Regions from separate parts of the Homo sapiens genome. Here region 2 is linked to region 1. The links are chromatin loops, found by intact Hi-C in ENCODE. Cell type or tissue: PC-9. All regions are shown on one strand. Links, peaks and the distances in the headings refer to the core of each region. The heading gives the core; the rest is flanking DNA.

Region 1 (13,066 bases), core at 4,821-9,820:
CCTCAAGTGATCTGCCCACCTCAGCCTCTCAAAGTGCTGGGATTACAGGCGTGAGCCACCACGCCTGGCCTGTTCTGTTTTTCAAATTTTAAGTTCTGGGATACATGTGTAGGATGTGCAGGGTTTTTAGGTAAACATGTGCCATGGTGGTTTGCTGCACCTATCAATCCATCACCTAGGTATTAAGCCCCACATGCATTAGTTATTTAGAGTCAATTATATAATGCCATGACTTACAAATGTCTTCAGCTATCCAGACATGGGTTAAATACATCCAGAAAATATATATCTATTATGTGAAAAGCTTCAAACAAGGGGACATAAAGATCAGTAAATCTGCCTTGTAGAAGTTGAAGTAATTTCCGGGCTACCTTTAAACTTGTGTAGCACTAAACTGTTCACCTGTATTTTATCCAAAGTATTTTTCCCAACTGACCGAATTAAATTTGTACTACCCTTCATAATTTGTTTAAAAGTCCTTGTAAGTGGCATTCACTATTCACATGTTAATAACTCTGCCAAATTTATATCTAGCAAATCTTGGTATGTATAAGAGTGTTTTTAGTGCCATTTAAACCAATTTATTCACACTATACTGAATCAAGTTTTATAGTCAATCTAGTCATTAAATTTACCCTAAAACACCAGAACAAATAAATATTTTTGTCTGATTCTCACTTCAGAAAGATTGGGCAGGGGTAGTTCTTTTCATTCACATCTTATGGATATTACATATACTTAAAGTCATGAATTCTTTACAGAACAGCCCCCAAATGTTTAAAAGTGTTAGGCATGTTTAAAGATGCAACTCTTGATTTGGAGATTGCTAAAACAACAATAAAAGACTTATTCTAAACCTTGATCAAATTAGCTACTTAGCTATTATTGTTTTCTCCAGATAAATATGGATTCAGTACCAGTAATAGAGCCAAACTCATTTGACCACATATTCCCTGTGGCCTGAAGCCGTCACCTGTTTTGCCATCGTCAATCTATCTTTTCAAATACCTAAGAGGCTGAGACCAATGCAGCTGAGAGAAACAATGGATAAGGATCTATTTACACTTCTGCTGTGAAGAATAATCATAGGTTAGCTCTGGCTTCCAATTAACAAATAAAAAATTGGTTAACTAAAGCACAGCTCTTTTTCTGTGAAATGATAGGTGAGCAGAATCTAACAGACACTATATGCTTAGTAATTAGTATCTAAGGTATAGGAAAAGAGTACGCAGTTGCAGTCTAGAGATGGAATGTACAGCATGATGACTATAGTTAGTAATATTGTGTTGTATACTGAAAGTATGCTAAAAGGGATAGATTGGATAAACTGACTTCCTTGACTATGGTAATTATTTCACTCTGTATATCAAAACATGATATACATATATCATGGTGTACATGTCGTACATCTTATATACAAAATATTTTTGAAAAATTTAAAGATACTATATGCTTAAAGGCATTATCATTCTCATATTTTAAAAATTCTACAACATGCCTACTGTGTGCCAAGCACTATGTTGACTACTGTAAACAAAAAGAAACCAAGTAGATTATAAGTATCTGGTATTAATGTCCAGTGAGGTGAGATAAATATTACTGAGGGATAGTAAAGGGTAATACTGATTAAACATGTTGGTACTAGTTCTTCCTTTTACAAATCTACTTGAGTTCCTGGATCTCCCTGTAAACACTGAGACAGAAAGGGTCACACATATTGACTCATTTTGTGCATATCTTATTGAAATGGGAAGCTGTTGAGAAAACATTCAACTGCTTCTGAAAAAAATATTTACATGGTGAGGGGGATACTTCTACTTACTATCAGTGGGTACTATCACTGAAAGTGGTTCTTAATATAGAATGTCCTTGACCACAAATAAATTTTTTTAAAGCTTATTTAAAAAGCTTCATTGTATGGGATTTTCCTGTATGAGAAAAGTACAGACATTTGGGTCAGTTCTCTAAGTTTCTCCAGAAATAGTATTTTATTATATATATTCCACTGAAATTGAGACTTTTGAATATGACTGTCAGTACATTGTAGGCAACTATTAAGCATATTTTAAATAACATATCAAAGACAATTATGAAATGCATAAAGCCCCTATAATGCAAAATTTTTTCAAAAATAGCATCTCTGTGATGTTATCACCCTGACAATATAAAACACAAGAAAATGAAATATAGTTGATAAGATTATGTAAAATGCAGTATATGTATGTATTTAAGTAAAATGATTTATTTTGCATCTTAACAAAATATCAACCTATTTCTATCATATTCAATTCTGGAAATTTAAGAGCCAGACAAGCAAACTTCTTGGTGTAAATATGTAGCTACTATATACACTTTCTTCAGCATCTCACAATGCATCGTGGGTATAACTGTCTACAATAAATTAACAGTAACTCAATATTTATAAAAGAGAAACATAGTTCAAAATCATAGCCCCATAACTGGCATTGCAATTATAATGAGCTCTTATTTTATGAATATCTTTCAATGAAAATAGCTATATTGGTAACTGGAAATAATTATTAGTAAAACAGACCTACTTTAATGCTCATTCTGATAATCAAAAAATTTAAGATTACAGAATTATAAAATAATGGAGAGGAATAAAATAGATTCCACAAAAGTTCAACTTGGATTAAGTTAAGTTGAACAGCTTTTATTAGATAACAAGGAAATGAAAAACATTCAGTTCATGTCCAACAAATTACTAAATGCAGAAACACCAGCAAACACACATTTTACTGTCGGTAATGGCTGCTGCTCACAAATCAATCTACTTGGATGAGAACAAGCCTAACCTCTAAGAGGACACATCACTGTGCTCTGTGACTGTGATTAGTCCACCGAAAACTCACACTGTCACAGGAAATGGGGTGAATCCAGTCCAATTTACCCATGAAACTGATTAGGAATAATTTGACTAGAAACTGCAGAGAAAACAGACCCTGAGTGGGCCAGGCAACTCCAATAAATGAGGTCTATAAGCAAAGCTGTCCAAAGCAAGAAGGGCATTAAACAGGTGGATTAGATAATATTTAGGCATTTCTGTTTATATATCTATTTCTATACTTACCATCATCTTGATGCAAACGCATTTAGTAACTTACTTAAAGTTTCACTGAAAAAAAGTTTAACTGATTTTTTGCCTAAATCATTCTTGCAAAGAGAACTGGCATCTTGGAACTTACTTTAAAGAACCAACATGTCTTATTCACTTAGGTTCTCACTGATTATTAAAGCAAGTTTTGAAAAGTTCATTTCATATTATAAAGTTTACTATGACATTATTTATATATTTTTAATAATCACATGAAAGATATGTATAAAATTAGTTGAGCTTTGTCAAAACATGCAATAAAAGGGTGTGACAATGGAGTCATATTTATGTAACTAAAATACTTATATTGCATAATTGTTTGCTGAATTAAAATACTATATACAAGTACCCAATGTTTAAAAATTCTTATTCTACTTCTTACTTCCTTCCAAATGCAAAGGGAAAACAAATGAAAACCAAATAGTTTCAACTTGTGGTACATTTTATAGCTGTGAATTGAAAACATTTTATTCTAGGCTCTTCTTTTTCTTCTTTTGAAGCACTTAGATTTTTTAAAACCATTTTTAATTCTTAGAATTAGTCTAAATTAAGAGTTTACTCAGATACAGCACAGTTGCGATCTCCCTGCGTCAAACTTCAGGATTCAACTCATCAACTCTGATAAGGGATGTTGGATGGTTTGGGTAGTTGAATATATGTCACACATTATTTTTATTACTGACTAATTGTAACTTCAGTGTGGTTTTCCAGATATAAATATTTAAAGCCATGTCTGAAAACAAAACAGAAAAAAAAATCCTTTTAATAAAATCTTTAGAGTCATGTTTGAAAGTAAAAAAGAAAACTTCTGTGTCCTCTTCAAAAGTTTACACAATGTAAATATGTATGTATTAGTTCCTCTTAACTGAAAAAACAAAGTTGGAGGGTTGGGGAGAAGTAAATCATAAGTTTTTAAAAAAGAAGTTTTAAAGGCTGATAGATTAATGAAGTTGAAAATGACCTCCCAGAAGACAACAATCCCCTCATTTCACAGATGAGGAAACACGACTTGACCAAGGTTAAGTGACTTGCCCAAGGTCAAACAGTTAAATAGTGTCAAGGCCTTACCACATCTCGGATCTTCTAAGTGAGATGCTCTCGCCTAAGAGATCGACTAATTCAATCACCTTGTAAAGATGAAAAACAGAGTCCCAGAGCAATCGATGACTTGATTAAGGTAAACATCTAGTTGGTAGAAAATAAAAAACCTGACTCCAGGCCTTGGTATTTTTTTAAAAGATATTTTTTCATCTTCCAAACTGATAAAATCAAAAAGAATAATTTTCTCACAAATCAATACATGAATTTAGTTAGGCTGGCAAAACATCTGGCAACAGGTAGCCAATAAATTGAAATGAAGAGAGGCACACTATGGGCAGACAACTCATAGGCTAATCGTCAAATGACTAATTCTCCATGTTAATGAATCAGAATAATAAAAATGAATAATATGTAGATTTCATGGATCCAAAATTATGCACCATGCATTTTACATGCGTTTACTTTCTCACTGAATCAACACAATTTTGCAAATTATACATCCTATTTTACATAAGTGAAAATTGAGGGTTGGAGAAAAGAGGCAGCATTTGATCCCAGGTCACCTCAACTCTAAAGTTAGACTATGCTCTCTCTTTGACATATCTCTGTATAATTATATGGTATTTTTATATAATAATACAGAAATACATTTGAAAGTATTAATAGCTAAAATTTATTGACCACATACTATGCGCCAGGCATTTTTCTATGCTTTATGTTTAATAATACATCATTTAATCATCACAGTAACTCTATCAGACAAATAGATTAGTATTTCCATATATAAATGAGAAAGATGAAACAGGGAATGATTAAGTAACTTGTCTAGGACCACAGCAAGTAGTCAGTGGAGGAGCAGAGAAGTGTACCCAGAACCAACCCACCTCAAGTTCTTAAGCATCATGGGCCAGCCCTTGAGTATGGTGTTTTTGCCATGACTCAATCTCTGACCTCAAGAATCTTAGAATCTAGTAATGGGAACACATGCAAAAATGCAGATAACATATATAAACTATAGTATAACTCATATACTAATATTACCCATATAAACAACTAAATTAGAAGATGGGGTAACAACTTCCACTGCAGAGGTACAAACAGCTATGCTAAGGAATGAATTGCCTAATGTTTGCAGACACGCAATTCAACGAAAAGACTTGGGTTAGTCTGGCAAAGCAGAGAGGTACATAATGGATAAAGTGTCAAACCCTTTCTTCCCCTTACTTGTTGTCTCTCTGGAGATTAGGTGAGAACCTGATCCACTCACTGCCTATCAGGAGACTTCTGTCTTTGAAACTAATCAGGAAGAATTTACTGGCTGTTAAACTCTATGGCAAGAACTCTTGTGAAGGAATGAAACAAAAGGAAGGGAAACTAAGATGAAAGTGAGGGATTTGGGACACAAAATAACGCAGAGTCACTTCAAGCATCTATGTATTGTTCCCTATAGCTTAAAAATGATTATTTCTTGCTCAAAATGTGCTTATAATACAGAAAGCAAAATCTGCATTTAAAATTCTTAAGTAAAGGTATATTGTTATTATGTAAACCAAAACTGACTTTAAGTGAAATAATTTAGGTTGACTATAGAGGAAAATTTCCTGACTGTATGATTGCTAAATTCTAAAACTTTTATTCAGGGAATATCCAGAATTTCTTCTGAACGTCTTCAAAAATAGCTCTATACCTTTGCCAGCCTTCAGGAACCAAGCTTACCTGCATGCAGGCAAGAAGGGCCAGTGGTATGTGAATCCCTAGCAATTTGGTTGTATATACAGATTGTACATACACATGGCCTCACAATTAGCTCCAAAGAACCAGTCCACGAAACATTTAACCTCCGGTTATACTAGTTATTTGTAGTGGATGCCAAATTATGGCTTGCTACCTCAGTCCATTAAATGCTCAACAAAGAGGAATAAAAATGTGCATTTTTAATGCTCTTTTCATATTAGCATATAGTCCCTACCATTCTCCTCCACTACACCTCCTCGGAAATTCTGCCCCAAGGTCACCCTTCAACATTTCATCAAGTTCTGTTAGACAAACTGTATCACTCCACATAGCCCAGCTGAGTGGTAAGGGCCATTTACTGGCCAAGGGACCTTTGGCTAGTATAAAGTATGTAAAAATCAGTTTTCTCAGCAGCAAAACAAGAATTATAATACTTCCCTCACAAGAGCTTTTGTCAGGATTTTTAAAAATGATGATTTAGTCTATAAAGGACTGTGCTCAGACACAGTAAGTGCTCAATAAATGGGAGCTATTCAAGTCAATTCCTAGAGGGGCACATAAGTACTTCTGTGGCCTATAAAGCAAAAATGAATCTCTTCCACAGCATTGTTTCTATTCGCCCCTAAGTAAATGCCAAAGCCTGTACTCTAACTAGGAAGGTTTTGAAAACATGATTCAAAGAGCCATAGGGGGTCCTCGCAGGCCTCTCAAGAAGCCTGGGAACAGAGCACAGCCGACCGCCCAATCTCTCCAACTACAACTTGATGTTTGCTTGGTGGTTTGGCATTTGTTTTTCCGTTTTACACATTAGACTTTCGCTAATGATTTTTGTGAACAATGGTTTTTTGGCAAAAAAAAAAAAAAGCTTTGAAAACAATTGCTTAATCCACATGTCAGGGAAACAATTCAGATATAATAGAGCACCCTAAGTTTCATCTGGAAATATTAAAATTACTCTGATTTTTATCATCTCACCACTTAACCACTTACAAATGAAGCCTAATTTGAAGATCTTCAACATTTACCAGTATTCTGTTATATTTACAAAGCAATTAAACAGTGGCTAAGATATACAACAGTGCAGAACAATTCTAATACATATTAAGACCCTGTTAATCCATCTGTTACAAAGAACAATGCAATATAATGGTCCTCCTTCCCCTACTAAAAATGCAGCCTCGTGTATGTGTGGGAGTAGGAAGTATATGAGATATCTCTGTACCATCCTCTCAATATTGCTGTGAACCTAAAGCTGCTCTAAATAAATAAAGTCTTTAAAAAGTCAAAAACAAAAATCACAACCTTAAATTCACACTCCACAACTTGACCAACCTACCTCTTCAGCCCATGCTGCAGGTACTTTCACTAGATCCCCTCCACCCTGAATAAACTACTTTCTGTTTATTCCCCAAATCCATATACAAGGTTACAGCCAGTAGGCCTTTGCTCCTGTTCCTAAGGATCCCTGGAATATTCTTCAGCTACTTGCCCCATCTCTTTTAAAATCATATCCATTGTTCAAGGTCTAGACTAAATTATTCCTCTCCAGAAAGTAGTTTCTGATACCCCTGAACAGATGTGCTTTCTCTCTCTCTGTCCATAGCATTTCATGCTTTATTGTGACACTATTGTTCTAATATATTAGTGGCCTGAATGAAGCAGAACAGTTTGATGATTGCCTTGGCAGTCAAAGAATTTTCTAATTGTCCTGGTATTTGCCTGCATGTGGTCTTTAGCACTGATATGTTCACATCAAATATCACAGAAGACTACAAATTTAAAAGCATGCTTACAATATCAGTGGAAATGAATTAACAATCCAAATATGCTATTGGTTTTACTGTGTATTTATTAACAATTACTTTGTAGTCAAGACACAATAATTTCTTTTTAAGGATGTTTACTTTTCTAGTTAGTAAATGTACGGGATGGTTTTCACTAAAACATAAGTCAGCCAGCTGTTTGTTTGGGTTCTTAAACTGAATGGTAAAAATACAAGCAGCTTTTTCTCAAAGTACTCCACTTTAAACAAGGGAATCTGTTCCATATTTAAATGATTTAATTTTCTTTTTCTAAAAAAAAATAGTTTAAATTTTTCATATAATAAGAACATCTCCTCTTCAGAACTTTCATTTCAAATGGCATATGGTTCTCCCTCACCCATCTGATGCCCCAGGGATGCCAAGGCACTTAGGAGACCCAAGAGAGTGTGTAATCCGACATGACAGCTGAAAGAGGGAAGGCTGACAGAGGCATCAGAACAGGTACCAGGGAGGGAGAAGCATCATTCTGGAATCTGAGGGTTTACCCTTTTACTTTCTTCCAAGTTCACCAAAATGCTGCAATTTACATCTCCTTGAGAAGACAGCATCACTGACCCAAAGGTTTCACTCAGAAATGGGCTGGACCCACCAAGACAAGCAGCTTTGTGTACCTTAAACTTCACTAAAGCAGACAGACTGGTCAGCGTTTCTGCACTTCAGTCTCCTAAGTTCTCCATAACCCAGTGTAAGCTCCAGCTGGCTTTGTAGTCAGCTTCCCTTTCCTCTATATGGTGCATTTATGAGTTCGGCTGTGGGCCCTGTTAATTTCCCTCCACAGCCTTTCTTCTCTTCCTAACACATGCATACTTGAGCCCGCTCTGGAGTGCTGACTAAGGAGGAACAATAGGAGGCTTTGAGCAGGGCTCAAGCCCCAGACCCAGTCAATATTTACTTCAGTTTGGAGGCACTGTTTTAAAGCTCCTTCCAAGCACAACTCAACAGGGGGAGTCCCCAGAGGTTTCTAGATTTTATTTTAACTAGAGGGAAGAGGGGTATGGAGATAAATAGATTACTGTCCAAACCACTTTCTCAGAGAAAATAAGAGAGGCTGTTCAACAAAACAGGTTAGATTTTCAATACTAATTAGCAATTTATAACAAGAAAAACCAATCGTCTTCCAACACTGATTATTGCAGTCTTAAAACTCCATATTCAGGCTGCAGTGCAAATCTACTTAATGTGACCCATGTATATCTTGTGAGCAGAGTCCTGATCCTATCAACCACTCAAGAGCTTGCCAATGTTTGCCTACTCTGCCCAGAATGGTAATGCAAGAGCTCTAGGTGAAGTTAACCCAAACTCCACGACTGAATTCCAAACCAGGTCTTATGTATACTATTAATATGTGATTACAAAATGAAGTTGTGATTACCAAACCCCATGAATTAAGAGTATGCTATGATAAACACTAGTAAGTATGCCTGTTATCTTTGCAGTAGATTGGAAAGGTTAATCTATGGCTATGAAGGGAGTGACTAGGAAAAAAAAGTCACAAATACTCTCTTCCCACCAGTAAAAGAGGCTTACTATGGGACAGCATGTGAGAGGTAAGATGGATAGTTTGTTCTAATACCATATTAGAGCCAATAAAGCTTCCCTGTGGGTTTACATTGCCTTCTGTTGACATAAATATAGACAGACCTTCTATATTAAATATGAAACTACTTAACCATAAGGATTTTTGTATTTGCCAGTGGGTTTAAACTTTTTTTTTAAAGGTCAATTGCCATAGAACTAACCCAAAGTGACAGTTGGGAAATTTTACTAAAATGATTAAGGCTATATAAAATTACTAAAGATTTGTTAGATACCTAAGGAAGAAATTCATAGTTGTCTGCCATAACCAACTATAATACTCATTATTCCATTCAAATCATTAAGTAGACTTTGTTCCTTTTGCTTAAAGACTCAACTGTATATTCCATTCACATTTTGCAACATTTCCATAAGAACAGAGCCAAATGATCTAAAAACTTTAAAAAGAGAAATTGAAGAGAATTTACAACTGTCCAAAGTTAAAATTCTAGTTTATGACAACCTTAGTACTAAAGAGCATCTTCTGTATTTTAAACATGTAAAATACATTGACATAACTCAGCCTTTCACAAAGAGAAATAGAGATAATTCAACCCATTCCTCCCTCCAAAAAAAATAATGAGGTAAAAGGTGATGCACCAGGATTAGCCTGTTCAACTGTCTAAATTCATCACATGCACTGGAATCTGTTCAGCTCTAGCCTTTAGTACATTATTTACCATATTAATAAAAGCTGAATAATTAAGCTGCAACTCAATCCAATCATTTCAATACCTTAAGGAATTACTGGATAGCTATACACATGCAATCTGATCAATCAACATGCGCTCATGGAAAAAAAAAAATGCTGAGTAAGCCTGGCTAAGATGCAGTCTTTGGCTGATATTCTTTAACTGATGTACAAGAATATAAGGAATTAGTATTTTAATAACACAAAATATCAATAAGTAAGTTATCAAAATTTAAACTTCTTGACTACCCTTTTGCCAAGAAAGTAAGCCTGGAGCAAGGGAGTGACTGTAACTAATATCATTCATCAGACATGGAATCCAAGTAACATAAAATTACCAAGCTTCAAACTTGAAATAAACTCATAGCAAGCTCATTCCCTTGACAAATTTTAACTTCCAATTTAGCAGGAAAAAAGAAACCTGCTTTTGTACAAAATGATATAAGAGCAACAAAGGTAAATCTAGCTTTCCTATGAGCACAGCGATTGTAAATATTAAAATGCTGTACTTTTAAGAGAAATCTGTTATGCAGAGTTCACAGTGTTCTTTCAAATAATTTTGGTATGGCTTATGTTAGACCCAGTATTTTTATTACTAGTGGCCAAGTTCTGCCCACCAACATCACTAAATTTCTGGGTACAGCGCATAAGGATCATTGATAATTTCCCTTATGAATTACTTTTTCCTGGCATAAATGAGGTTTGTACCTTCAGGAGTAAAACAACATTACAAAATGATTATGTAAGTATATGATGGAAATTTTTTAACAAGTAACAGGCATATTTGCTATCCATCTAAATAACTATAAACATAGGAAGTAAAATTGGCTTTGAATAACCACCTGACAATGCTATAGGAAAGCAGCCCTTTGGCAGTAATCTATTACTCAGGTTTCAATGCATTAAAATATGTGTTCCTTGACAAATCCTGTTTCCTTTCTCAGCTACATGTTGTTATGATCTATTTATACCTCTAACATCAATGTGTGTATAATATGTACTAAGTTTAAGATAGTCAATAGCAAGAGTTCTCAAGCAGAGCGTCAAGAGGTTAAACCCTGCTCTTCTGGCAGCAGAATTCAGAAAAATCCAAGGATCCCAGGGACAGCCCAGCTGCCCGTAAGGAGCAGGCCCAGACAGGAATTGATTTGTTTCAACAAGCTCCTCATTGGAAATACAAGCATTCTCCAAGAGGATGTCGGTATTCATTAATTTCTCCTTTGAGATGGAGATATCTCATTATAACTATGAAGTCCAAAGTAGAATATCAGGGTTTTAGAAGTCAAAGAAGAAACAATATAGCAGAGACAAACTGAGAGGAGAAGGGAGGACATTAAAAATAAACCTGGCCAATTTTACAAAGGAGATTCAAAATCCCTTTCCCGGGAAGAAGGTCCTGGAAGACTTGCCTCTCAAGAGTCAGTCTTTACACATTATTACTCTTTTAGAAATCACAAGATAAAACCTAAAATGTAAATTCCTTTAAATAAAACCCAATGTAAATGTACAAATCATCTCTCAGGAACAACATATATTACAAAATGATACAATTTGGTCTACCTTTTAAAAATTCAACTCTTCTGTGATGCTTTTAAAATAAGTTTTATTTGTAAGAATGTATTTTCTATGCAACTTACCAGAATATATATAAAGTGAGATTCACAAGAATATATATAAAGTGAGGTTCAAAGTGAGGTAACTCCCCTTAAATCTCTATTTCCCCCCCAATTTATTGAAGTATGATTGACTTTATTCTTTTTACAAGTTTTATATCAGTTTTTAAAGTCCTGCCACATATACACATTCCTTTAAATTTTCACAAGTCTGAGGGAGATATTTTTATTATACCCATTTATTTATTAGGGTGAAGAAACTGAGGCTTAGATTCACCACTATAAATGGCATACTTACAACTCAAATAGAGCTGAAATTTAATTAGCTCTGAAATAAAACCAAAAAATTTTAACAGACAAGTGACAAATCTAATCTGATATAGGTTTTTTAATATCTTACTTTCTGAGTCCTTGCCTATCCAACACCCAAACAAATTTAAAGTTTGATCTGTAATAGTTGCTACTGTAAAAATTCAAAACAAAAAAGTACATAAACACAATGTTTTTACTATACGCAGTTAAATCTGTATAGGAACATATATTAGTATATGGAAGAACTTGGTTACAACCTATTAATATGATGACAAGTCACTGTTAATAACTTTGAGTTAAATAAAAACAATTTAATGTGCTTATTTTCTTTTTTTAAAAATGGAGGTGAAAAACAGTATTAAGAACTACTGAGCATCTTCTACTTCATCTAAAACACAAATCTTAGGTATATCAACTCTATTTTCAACAAATCCATTCCTATTCCTAAATTTAACAATCTTTGAAGCATATAGCATAGTTCTTTTTTAGGAGCCACTTAAGTTCACACAGAGTCACAGAAGGTTCTAGCATTTCAGGATCTATGAGAATCATAAAACTGGAAACGCTAAGTGCTTGTCACCCCCAAATTCACTGTTTGAGAACCCTCGTTTACACCACAGTGAACATAAACATAAACTTACAAAGAAAACAGTACTGTCTTGATTTACTATTCTTAATAATATTCATAGTTATTATGAAATAGTACCCAATGTTCTAATTAAAGCCATTGAGGATTTAAAAAGAAAAATATTTGCTTCTGTTTTAAAATTAACTATCAAAAATTGTTGGTAAAAATTTCTTTTTAAAATAAAATTATACTTAAGTGGTCACTGTCCTGTTCATCTGTTTCCTTTCATAAAAATACACCTGACTTAAAGTACAAACCGTTTTATCTCTTTTAAAAATAATCATTCCATAGAGGTACATTTCAATTAAGTCAGTCTACTTAACTGATGCTTTCAAAGACTTGAAAGTTCATTTAGATTAGTAATATTGTATTTATATACACAGAGTGAAGATCAGTAAAAACAAAAAACAAAAAACGCAGAGTAATCTTCTGAATTTAACTAGTTCCATTCCTTACTTGTTAATACAAAGATTTGCTTTGAAAAAGCAAATAATACATACGCTGTGAGGAAAGCAGAAGCATATTTGCAGATCT
Region 2 (13,066 bases), core at 4,172-9,171, 53 kb before region 1:
AATATCATTAGAGTAGGCAAGCCCAAAATATATTCCAGTTTATTTCCAAAGCAGTTACTTTTTGTACTATAAATTTTATAAATGTATTCAAGTATATTTTCAAATAGATTTCCAACATTTAAAAATAAGTTTGTATAAACTTCAATTATACCAATGATCAATCTCCACTAAATCACAGTACACTTTTGGTATATAAATTTGACCAAGAAGTCAACTGATGGATGCAAATACACCCCTCATTCTTCAGTAAAGTGAAGCGAAATATCACATGATTATTGGCAACATGGACATGCTTTAAATAGTCTATGAATACTCTCATGTTTTTAATCTGAAAAAAAGACCTCTCTCAAACTAGGCTTCTAAAATTACTTAAAAACTGGTCTCGATGTCGAGGAAATGAGACAGACCAACAATATGTTATCTCTTAGCTTTAAATTTATTCCATGCAGGTTAGGGGAGCACCAGGCCGCAGTCAGAACATGACTGCCAAAGAGATGCAGGGACAGGCTCTTCAGAAAAGGAGGATCCTGGAGCTGGAATAGGACCTTTTCAATGTGAGCGAATCGGCATCTGTGAGCAGTGCTTGCAGTGGAGCTGTACACAGACAGGGAGGTGAAGTGAAATCTGTGACTGGGAGTAAGCCATCACACTTCCTAATGTCTCCACCCAAATGACAAGCCGGAGAGCCCACTGCCATTCTTTTCTGCGAAGGAATTCAGCTCACAAGCCATAGTGGAGACAGGAAAAGCCAAGCTTCTTTTGACTAATTTTTCTAAATAGCCATGAGGAAGCAGTGATGAGGCAAAATCTGTCAAATTTAATGTTTCACAAAAGCAGCAGTGCAATATATTAAAAGAGATGTGAGAAACTAACCTCCAGAAGGGATTGTGGCATGAGATCTCTGCTCATGCTCCTAGTTAGCAGTTCTTATGTAACTGTTTGCTATGTCCATGGCTATACATCAGCACCTGTTTTGAAACAGCTCTGAGAGCAGCTGAGTGAGCCCATGACTGGAAGAAGATACTAATCAGATACAGAGACTCGACCCTTATGTGCACTCCTCATTGTCAATCATCCATCTGGGACTGTCAAAACAAGGCCAGTCTGTTTCCAGGAGCAGCATCTGCCCAGCACAGGACCGGACTTCAGTATCCAGGCATTCTGTGGCTTTGCACCAGGAGAACAAATCTGTTCTTTCTGGAAGGAGAGGAGATTTCCAGCCAAACTGTTTGATGACTCTAACGTGGTCGATAATGCCAAGACTACGATAGGAAACAGCACTGCTTCTGACTTAAAGTCCAACCTGCTTATGGTTCCTAAGACATGTCCAGTTTTGTCAGAGATGTTCAAACCTCGAGAGCAGAGGGGCTCCACGCTGGCTGCACATCAGAATCACCTAGGGAGCTTTCAAAACCACCAACAGTCTGGCCTCACCTGACTCAAATTAAATGAGGCTTTCTAGGGGTAGGTGCTAGCATCACCCTCACCCAAGGTGATTCTAAACATGCAGCCAGCATTGAACTATGGGACCGGAAGGATTAAAGTGAAAAAGGAAATAGAACCAGAAAGAAAATGTTAAAAGAAAAAGGCAGAATAAAAGACAGAATGTTGCTATAAAAGGATCCCACCACCACTATCAAATAATTACAAACTCACCCAAGATCTCCCACAATAGCTCAGATCTAATTCCTTTCCTGACCCAGCCATCATCTTCTTTCCACCTGAAAATCCTTCTGGTATTTATAATCCTTTTATTTTTAAGCTACTAAACTAGAATTACATTCTGCCTACTGGAGAATACTTGCTTCTCATAAAATAGTTATTTGATTAGTTAAAAAGGTGAGACAAGTCAAGGTATGTGCTTGTTCTCTCATTCCTTTTCATGACTGGCTCTTCAAATAATTAAACTTGAATGGAAAAAAGGCATCTTGTTTCAAATAATACTGTAACCTGGGTATATCTACCTCATCAATACAAACTGATTCATCTGTGCTAAAAATGCCACATTCATGATAGTGTTAAAAATTGTGAGGCTCTTTTATCAAAGACCAGTTAGGAAGGTAAGATGGATTGTTAAAGATTATGTATGTAGACATCCATTCATAATCACCTTTTTAAAAATGTTGTAACTGAATGAGCCACTAAAGCTACACCAGGCTCATAATGAGGGGTAAAAAGAAGGGCTGCTGGTGGTACTGAGAGGCACAGAGACAGGAAAAGGAAGACAGAAAGGCAGTCTTCCAAGGCAGGGGGCAGGAGGAGAGGAAAAACTGAGCCAGGTCACTGCAGGGTGTGGCAGTGAGAGGTTTGGATAAGTGTGCCAGCTGCTGTAATCACCACTATCCACAAGCCAAACCCTTACACATAAGCTCAGAGATTCAACTTTTTTCAAAAGTTAATTTTTTAAAGCAAAACCCAAGTTAATAGAATGTTCCAGTAATCCCCTATCATCAAATTTTACTCAGTTGGTGGTGTGGAACTTCATTTATTCATATTTTTAGCTACAAAGTCAGGGCCTGCTTTCTCCCAACCATTTTCTAATCCTTCCCCTTCACACAGCACTCCCCTGACAGGCCTTATAGGCCTGGGGAAATGGGAGCCCCCTGTTTTACCCCGTATGCACTGACCAGCACCGGTGAAATTACAACACCCAGGAATGAAATACAAATCATTATTCCCAAATACAGACAGCATTTAGGCCTTTCCATTGCTCAACCGTTCATTCTCATGACCTGGATACCAAAGCAGACCTTCTGGCCAAAACAGCGGCTAAGTGGGTGTGCCACTTTTTTTTATTACTGTATCTCATATCAGATAGTTTAATTTTGTGTAATTTGTGGTATATGGCTGGATTACAAGAAAAAACAAAATGAAATCAAAGAAAATATAGAAGAAGGAGGAAGTGGAGTCATTGGTCCCCCCTTTAGTAACCAAAAAAGTACACTATAAAAACCAAGATTGAACCTTTGGTTTAATTTTTTTTTTTAAACTTTGATTACACAGTTGGGTCGGTTTGAGAATATGGTAATAAGTATAACCTTTAGAATGAAAGGCAGGATGAGCAGATGGAACCTAATTAATAGTGAAATATTATTAATCTGTCTCCCTAAGAGGAAGAAAAGTCAGTCATATTTTACAAAGGAATTTCTCTGTACAAATTAATAAAATCAGACTTACTATACAACAAGGGGCTCACTATGAAACAAATATGTTTGGTATAAACCTTTACCAAACCCCAATAATTAAAATCACTTCACCCTATCCTATAAAGCTTAAATATACCATTAATATGAAGCTCAGTTGTTATATATCACCACATTTTTTTACATTCATAATTTAATAAATATTATTTACAGAAAAAGAAGCAATAACTCATTTTTGGGAAGCCGGGAAAGGGAAAGATAAAATTAATTTACTATAAACTCAACTTTATAATTTTCCTGAAATCATAAAACTTATTTAGAAAAGTGTTCACATCTGAGTAGCTTCCCTGCAATGCCGGGGGTAACACCCATTCCCCTCAGTGTCCACAAGGGATTAGAAGCCCAAGATTCGGAATCAGACAGACCCAGATTTCTTTCTTGTTTTGCTACTGCTAGCTGTGTGCCACATGCAAGTTAATTAAGTCTTTCAGTCCTCAATTTACTGATCTCTAAAATGGGGATAAAATACGCACTTCAAAGTGTCAGGCATCTACATACCCAATAAATGATACCTATTCAGAGAAAAAGATATATAAACCTAAAAAAGCAAAAATGAAAAAGAACACATATTCATAGCTGGCAATAAGCAAAAGGCTTACATTTACTCCAAATATTTATTTTTTTAATTGCCTCAGAAAAAAATATTCCCTTCCTCCTATTTCTTGTCAAAACAAGATAGAAAAATAAAATTCAATGGGAAGCAGTACAGCTAACATTTTACTTAATACTACTTTGTTACAGGAAAATTCAATTTTCTTGTATTATTTTTTATTATGGCAAAAACATAAAATTTATCATTTTAGCCATTTTAAGTGTACAGTACAGTAGTGTTAATTATATGCACAATGTTTCCAACACATCTCTGAAACATTTTCATCAGCCAAAACTGAAACTCTATGCCCACTGAACAATAACTCCCCATTTTCCCCTTCACCTAATCCCTGGCAACCATATTTCCAGAGCTTGACTACTTTAGATACCTCATATAAGTAGAATCATTTTTCTTTCTGTGTCTGGCTTATTTCACTTAGCATAATTTCCTGAAGGCTCATTTGAGGTGTAGCATATGACAGGATTTCTTTTTAAAGAGTGGATAATATTCCATGGTATATAAATATACGCCACATTTTCTTTATCCATTCATCCACGGATGGCCACCTAGGTTGCTTCCATCTCTTAGCTGTTGTGAATAATGCTGTAATGAAATGGATGTGCTATTTCTTTTAGAAAGTGATGACTTTCCTTTTTTAAAAGTAATTTATTAATAATTTTGATAATTCAATCTTTGGCCTGCAAATATATACAAGTTATTTAACCTATAAAATTGAAATGTCTCTCTCTCCCAGCAAAAGGAGGTAGATGGAATTAGCAGGTTTTGACAACACTCCTCCATTCTCCCCGTCCAAAGTAGACATGAGGAAAAAAAAATACTGAAAATTCTATTTTTGTCACCACTGAGACTTTACATTCTGAGAAAATCAACAAACTGTAACAGTCCTAAAATGAAATCTCATTGGCACTTCACTAGACAAAACAGAAAGTCAGTTGACAAAAATTGAATTAGGTGGATCAGGACCCCAGGACCCAAGATCCAACATTTAGCTCTGGTACCTAATAACTGTGTGGCTTTGAGCAAGTTACTTACCTTCTCTGAGCTTACTTCCTCACCTGTAAATTGAGGTTTAAAACACTCATTTCTTTCAGGACTGTTGCACTGATAAGAACCACGCACATAAAAACTGTTTTAAGAAATACGTCATTTTAAATTTGATTACAATATTTTAAAAAGATCCATCAAAAATATTTAGTAAAGGGAATAAAAACTACTATTTAAATCATCTTAAAGCCTAAAATTAGCTATCGAAGTGAAATTATGTCCTATATATCTACATACCATAAGGTATGCATGAGTAGGCAAAGACAGATAACATACACAGTCTCGTCTTGGTCAAATTTGGTTTCCATCAGACAACCTAACAAATTCCAATGTAAGCTTCCACTCAGCCAACATTACTTGGAAATGGATTCATCTTCCGCAAAATTATTTCCTTCCACTGGCACTGACCCATCACCACAAAAACATCATCTAGTTTTTTCAGAGCACTGAATTAGTAGCTGGATGCAAGAGCTGAAGAACGTCTTGAAACATGGCCATATTGTATCACACAGAATATAGCTTGGAAAAATATTACTTTTCACAAACAAAAAACTTGGCTAGAGAAAGGGGGGAGAGAAGATTAAAACAAAATATCTCCCAGAAAAAAAGTGTAGAAAAAGGAATTGAAACAAAAACACTGAAAATTAAGTGTACTCAAGCCTTGTGTATTGTTGCTGCTTCCAGGAGATGAATTCTGAATATAACAAGATGAATTTCAACAGACCGTGAACCAGAGATTTTCAACATGATAAAGGGGAAACGATATATATTCAATTTTTACAAGCACTGAGTGAGCAGAAAACTGAAAATTCTTCAGCTGCTGATAATGCGCTGATAGAAGTGCATCCCCCGACAGAATTCCTAATGAACTGCCAGAAAAATGGAGAAGTATTAAACAAATGGAGAGACCTAATAATTATCTGTAAGCACACTAACATGGATCTCTAACAACTTCTGTAGTCATTTTCCTATTTTTAAATGAGATACTATTAAAGACCATTTGAATAATTTATTCAACCATTTACGATAACTTTAAGAGTCTTCAAAGATAATAGAAAATCATAAAGTAATATATGTAGGAGATAATGTAGAATACCTACTATTTATTGAGGTCCTACCACATGTCAGATACAATGATAGGTGCTTCACATTCCTCCCCACTACCCCTCTCTCAGTAACAAAGAGGAAAAGACACAGTGTTATTATTCACATTTTACAGATCAGGAATCAGAGGAGTTAAATAATTTTCCTTACTGCAGTCCTGCCCTGAGTCCTGCATAATTTTTAACATCTTATCCATAATCACTGGCTCTGACACCAAATTGAGTGGAAGAGTAAATACTCCAAAAGTGGAGAGGATAAGCAAAAAACTAAATTTCTCTATGAATGGAGGAAATTAAATTATAGGAAAAGACTAGTTATACTTAATATAGAAAAATCAAGGTTCATAGTGGACCACAGACTCTGTGCAAAACCAGATGTGATGAGAAATAAGAAACAAAAGAAAGACTGGACAATGAAACAGAATTATTTACTTGAAAAGTTTATAATCTTTCCTTTGGAAGGCTATGTACCCACAAAGCAACTTCTGAACCCATAAATACATACAGATAAACATACAGGTGGTCTTATAAAGGTCAGAATTCAGAATCAGAATTATGAACTCAGACCAGTATACTATGACACTAATTTTTTGCTCACGGCCAGTTATATTTAAATTCTCTACTCTTAAATCTCAATACAACATTTTTTCATGCTTTTTATCTAACATGCCGAATGATCTAAATGAAATTTTAATATTTCACTGTATGGCAAAATTCCACAATGTTTAACTCTTTACATCTGACTGTGAACCATTTCTTTTGAATTACATTCATTCTCTCTTAGCTTAATTCACTGAGTTAAAGATGCTCAAACAGACCAGGACTGAGTCAAATGAAACACTAAACGCCTGGATTGGGGGCATCCTACAGTTCAAAGCATGGCTTCCCTAGTCAGGAAGTCACTGTGGATATATTAAGGGAAATAAAAACATGCATATTTGGTTTTTCTGTGACTTAAGAAGTCTACGAGGAAATGGGCACGGGAACCAGAGGATAAAGATCAGTAGACACATATTTGAAATGATGTGTGTACAAGGTTATTCATTACAGCATTGTTTATACAGCAAAATACTGCAAACGATCCAAGGGTCCATCACTAGGGAGCTCCTAAACAAACTATAGCACATCTATACAATAAAGTGGTAGGAAGTTGTAAAGAATAATGAGGAAGGTCTCTTTATCCAGGTATGGACATATTTCCAATTTAAAAAGCAAGATACAGAACAGAGATATGCTCTGAGTATGATATGGTTTAAGTAAGAAAGTAGGGATTATAAAACATATATTTGCATATGCTTGCACAAAAATAGAATACTCAGAAAACTAATAAAAGTGGCTTCATATATGGGGCAGTGGGGAATAGGGTAATGGAGACAGGGACAGAAAGCAAGATTTCTCACTCTGTATCTTTTTCTATCATGTTGCTGTTTGAACCTTCTGAATGTATTAACTACTAAAAAGTAAAATAAATAGATCTACAGCCAATTAGAAATCGATAGAAAACTTTTTATAACATGTAGTAATCATAAATATCACTGCAGTCTAGAAAGATTTGTTAAATATTTTATGAAAAGTAGCTACCTATAGGGCATGGAACAAAACTTTAGGAATTTGATGAGAAAAGAAGAATAATTGCCAAAGTATGCTTCTAGGAAAATCCTACTGTAGTGCCATTGCTAGGAAGACTCCAGTGAGTTGCTCTCATTTTCAGAAATGCATCTCCGAGGCTGTGCCTTGCAGACACACAATGGCAGCTGCCTTTAGGCAGGTAGTTGGAAAAACCTGAAAGTACCTGCTATTGTCCAAAGCAGCAGCTTCCCTTCAGGACTCTCCTCAATCTCATGAATACCTTCCAAACTCAGTAAAAAGGAATGTGAAGTAGACAGATTCAAGAAATGAAAATTACAACAAAACCCAGAATGACAGAAGAACCTGGATGCTAAAGTTCCCCTGATGTCATCCAGATATTGAATATGACTGATCAGTGCCATTTTGGGTTAATCACAGGCTACTTCCCAGAGGAAGTGAATTTGAGCTAAGGTTTGAAGGTGACAGAAGGGAAATGAATGCCAAGTTAACAAGAGATGAATTGCAGTAAGATTTCACAGAGCTATGTGAATAGATAGAACAGTGGCACAGAAGCTGAAATGTGGGCAACTGTAATGGCATGCATTTAAGGGAAATGAATATAAATTACTCTTGGACGATGATCAGTTGGCTACAAGATGTCAGTTACAACCTAAGAAGAGGAACTGTTGGCCACTGATGACTATTCACTAACGATTACAACCTAATATACTGTGGTAGCCCAGAGGCCAGCAATAAACTGAAGGTAATCAGCTAAGTTAATAAAAAATGTTTCTCTTTTTTTTTTTTTGGCCACAGAGTCTCACTCTGTCCCCAAGGCTGGAGTGCAGTGGCAGGACCTTGGCTCATTGCAACCTCTGCCTCCCAGGTTCAAGTGATTCTCATGCCTCAGCCTCCCGAGTAGCTGGGATTACAGGCATGCACCACCATGCCCCCTTAATTTTTTGTATTTTTAATAGAGACAGGGTTTCACCACGTTGGCCAGCCTGGTCTCAAACTCCTGACCTCAAGTGATCCACCCGCCTGAGTCTCCCAAAGTGCTGGGATTACAGATGTGAGCCACTGGGCCCAGCCAAAAATGTTTCTCTCTTAATATACAATTCTGAAGTATGTTTAATCTGGTATCCCATCTTAAATCTGGACCTCACCCCGTGAAAAGCTGAGGACAGGTTAGAGGAGAGAAAGATTCCGTATCTTGATTAAGATACAGAAAAGCCCAGAAGACCTATAAAGATTGAAAGCCCTTTGTCTAAAATAATGAAAGCTGAGACAAGCAATGATCAAGTTCTTGTTACCTTCAAACCTGGTAAATGTGAAAAATTAAAGCTAGCAGTCCCTATAAAGTATGTGGAAAACTTAGAGAACTCATCATCCCTAGATGAGATACATGCTGAATCTACAAGTAACTTCGAAAGAGGTTTAGATTGTTTCATAGGAAAAGCATTCATAACATATTATTACTAGAAATCAGGACCATTCGTACTATGTTCCAAGGGAGGAGATCTTTGACTGTCCACAATGTTTTGGCCGCATTGGCAAAGAACTCATGACGCAATCTTACCTCTATCTCAGCTCCTATGTCAGCTGGCAGGGCTGACAGTGGGGACATTTCAAAGGAAGATAACGTAACCCATAAAGCAGAGCGTTAGGGAAGCACAGAGTAATTCACTGCCAGTCTCTGCCCACCACTGTACTGGGCTGCACCATCTTCAGGACTGTAGAAGTAAGTGTAACTCTGAGAAAACAACCAAAATGAATCAAGCATACAAAATCAAAGGAGGTTAGGAAATCTATATAATTTAATCTTAAGAAGAGAGCAAAATAACATGAAAAATTTCTCAGTTGATTAGGTAGATAAGGTAATGACCATCTTTTTAAAGAAAATAAAAGTCCTTAAGAGTTAAAATTAGAAAGAATTGCCTGCAACTGACATTAATAATACTTGCTAAGGGTAAGTGCAGTAACTGAACACTTATTAGTTGCTAGACATTGTGCAAGGTGCTCCAAATTCTTTAACTCATGTTTTTTCCTTTTCCTTTTGATCGTTACCTTTACAGAAACACACAAACAAAAAACAAAAACACCTAGATAATTTGTGGAGGTAAGCTGGAGTTCTATGAATTTAACTTCATGATGATGACTCGTTGAGACAATAAACTATGTATGCCACAATATTCACTAAAGAAGTAAGAAGTTTCCTCAAAAACCTATGTTTTTGGAGTCTTTCACAGCTTTCTAGGAACCAATTATTTTCCCCTTTCCAGGCTTATTGCATGTATTTAAACTATCCCTTAATTTACTGAATACTAACAATGAGCATTACTCCGAATTTAACGCTGGTGAATCTCGGGAAAGAGACGTGAGCTCACAGAGGAGGCAAAGAAGGAATGGTGATTTATGATCACAGAAAATGTGCACGTTATTAATGGGACTCAAAGCAAAAACATGTTTCATATGAGGAGCTGTTTTCAGTCTCCATTTAATGCAGGAGTTAAATTTGGAAAATCCACAGGTACCTCACTTATCTATATATAACATGGCTTTTCATAAAATGTTTGTAATTCTGAATATTGATGAGGAGTATATTGATGAGACAGAATTTGGGACTTCATTACCTCGAAACAGGCCTGTTAATGTATGTGGATGTATCATCCCAACAAATAACCATTCCAAGAAAGAAAAAAGTCACAATAACTATGGGGTAAAGATAAAAATCAGAGCCTATTAAGCCTGCCATTAGAAGGGAAAGTGGAATTGCTTCTCATTTTTTGGCCAACAATTAGGAAACCCAGAACATCAGGAACAAAACAAACGAACATTCAAGCTAAATGAAAACAGCAGTTTCAGAGCCCTTATACTTTGTTCAGCAGAACAGAGGTAGAGTGAGCTGTGCATTTTCCCCTCCATCCCCCAAACACCTCACAGGCTGGGGACAGGACTAATAATTTGACTTAATTACATGGTAATACTTATCTGGATTCAACTAGAAATCCTCAAACTGGTCCTAGCTTACAAACTGAGAAAGGAAAGGAAAGCCGATTTGGGATTCTGGAAGTCAGAGCAGGTTCCCAGTCGTTAGACGTGGCAGAGGAGAATAGAAATGATCACAAAGGAGGAAAAAGAAAGAAAGAAAAAAATACTAATTAGAAGAGCACAGTGACTAGAGGCCATGGGCTTTGGGATAAAAAGCCCTAGATACTGGCAGGAGGCAGGAGACGTAGCCATCTGGGAAAAATCATAAAGAAGTCAGGCTAAACCTACAGACCTCGAAGGCTCCCGAGTGCATTCCGGTATTACCAAGGAGTTCAATAAATGGTGTTCTTAATGAGGGTCCTGGTTCTTTGAGAAAACTCACCATACTTAGTCAAATCACTTCTTGTAATGACTGTGACATTTTAGAACATTTGCAATGAGAGCAGTTATAACTGTTTCATTGTTTAAAGGATTAAGCAGATTTAAGCCGAACTCCTCCTTCCTGGACACTCTAGATGAATTAGCTACTGTAAGGAAGGTTGTAGTTCAAGGTGCATCAAAGAGTCACTACTCCTTTTAATGGAATTTTCCCCCATTCCAGTCTTAGCTTAGAAAGGAAAGAATATACAGAATTGACTGTAGTTTCTCAAGGAAATATCATGGCAATTTTTATCCCTCACTTTCATATAAATTTAGAGGCTTTTCTAAGTGACAGGATAAATCACTGTCTCTGATACATGAGGATTTATACTTAACTGAGATTAGTAGGCCATACCTCAGGAGAACAGCGTTCTCATTCTGAACAATACGCATGAACCAAGGGAAAGGTTCCATTTTAGTCATTCACTTCCATAAAATGCAAGTTCATTTCAATTACTACTGTGGCTCACCTACTAACGACCAGCTCCAACAACATAAAAAACATTAAATCACCAAATTTGTCATCAGTGTTTTACATGTGTTTCCCATGCTTGGTAAAGTACGTTTACTGAGAGCAAAGAATGTTAGAAGTGGAAACAAGCTACAGACACCACTCTCGTCTGTCCTGACACTCTAACCGTGAGGAGCTGTGACTTATGTTAGCAAGTGAAAACTGGTAGGCATGAAATTTCTTTTACAAGAGCAAGCCAAAGTGATAGCAGAAATTTACTTTATATGTATAGCTTTACAGAACGGCAATGTGGTTCCTGCTCATAGAACAAAGTGAGTTAATCTACTTTGCAAGAGACAATGACCTTTCAAAGCAAGCTGTGATAGGTTTATCCCTTACCTTACAAAAAGAATATCAGTTCTTTAGCAAAACCATAAGGACAAGGTAATTTTGTAAGGACTAATTCAGGTACTCCTTTTTCAAGGTGAAGTACACACATTTCTCAAATCTTTGGGGACGTGAACCAATATTATTCTGCAATATGCATTTAAAAATCAGATAATTATTGGACAGCTAAGCATCTATAAGAGAATGGCTATTCCCAGTCACCAATATTAATCTTTTATTTATTTATTTTTTAAGAGACAGGGTCTACCTCTGCCACCTAGATGGGAATACAGTGGTGTATCACGGCTCACTGCCACCTTGAACTCCTGGGCTCAAGCAATCGTCCTGCCTCAGCCTCCCGAGTAGCTGGGACCATGTATGGGCTTGCACCTGGCTCTGATTTTTTTTTTTAACCAAACCAATTTCCTATCTTAAAAGTCACAAGAAGAGCACATTGGTTGTGTGGCTTTCATGTCTTACTTCTCAACAGCAATAAGAAATAAACATGAGCTGGAAGAGAGAAACAGAACACTAGTCTCAGTGAAGGAAATAACTTAATTCAGCACACTGCTCTACAAGCATCTGTCTTTGGTCTCACTGCATTCAAAAAATAACATGGAAAAAGGAATGGAGACATGAGTAACACATATAAGAAAAAAATAATTAGAACTTAAAAAAATAAATATCATAATGCAAGTTGCAACCCACTTGCCGTGCAGACATGTCAGAACACAGATCTGTAGTATCTATATTCATCACTGCCAGGCGTATTAAAATAGAGGCAGAATGTCAGTGGCAGGAGTTGGCATGTGTACGAAATGTTTAAGCGCCCTACATGATTCTGATCTGCCCCACTAGGTCAAAAATCACTCATCTATTCCCATCACGGTAGTTCACTCAGCGGTTCACTGTCTCACTTAGTGCTTAATTGCGGGATGTTTTCATAGGTCCACTGGCACCTAACTAGGTTCAGACTGTTTTAAGTCTCTCCCAATCTACAAATGGTTATCTCCTGCCTATTCATAGGCACCTGCACACCAGCAGCCTAAAGACAGTGGCCTAAACTAGTTAAACTAGTTGATTCTTCATAACTGTTTGCTTTTGATCAAAAAGGGCAGCAAGAAAAGGGCCAGTGGTTCCACTGGGAGGAAAGCCATGTGGGACAAATTAGGTGCCGCTGCAAGATTTAAAAGCTCGGGGGTGGGGATGGGGGGGGAAGCAGAGCTAACTAGAGGCAGCTGTTAGGATGTGGTTTCTGTGTTTATATTCTTCTCCTTCCCCCTAA

Evidence for each region. Hi-C counts contacts between places; a loop is a spot of excess contacts. Peaks named below come from ENCODE experiments on the same cell type or tissue, not always from the same donor. Only the 100,000 strongest peaks of a DNase experiment are listed, where the experiment ranks them.
Region 2: it touches region 1 in a loop (2.1-fold over the local background); 4 of 110 quality-filtered maps call a loop at or near these places.

Annotation. Positions count from the first base shown.
Region 1 is chr5:107,644,931-107,657,996 of GRCh38, forward strand. The region is part of intron 1 of EFNA5 (ephrin A5); the gene reads right to left. Among named protein-coding and RNA genes, the nearest start is that of EFNA5, 19 kb to the right of the region's middle. In PC-9, for the core only: no CTCF peak of the experiment used is centred there; no DNase peak of the experiment used is centred there.
Region 2 is chr5:107,592,164-107,605,229 of GRCh38, forward strand. All of the region lies in intron 1 of EFNA5 (ephrin A5), which reads right to left. Among named protein-coding and RNA genes, the nearest start is that of EFNA5, 72 kb to the right of the region's middle. RefSeq lists an enhancer at 6,805-7,099. In PC-9, for the core only: no CTCF peak of the experiment used is centred there; a DNase peak (open chromatin) is centred at 6,958.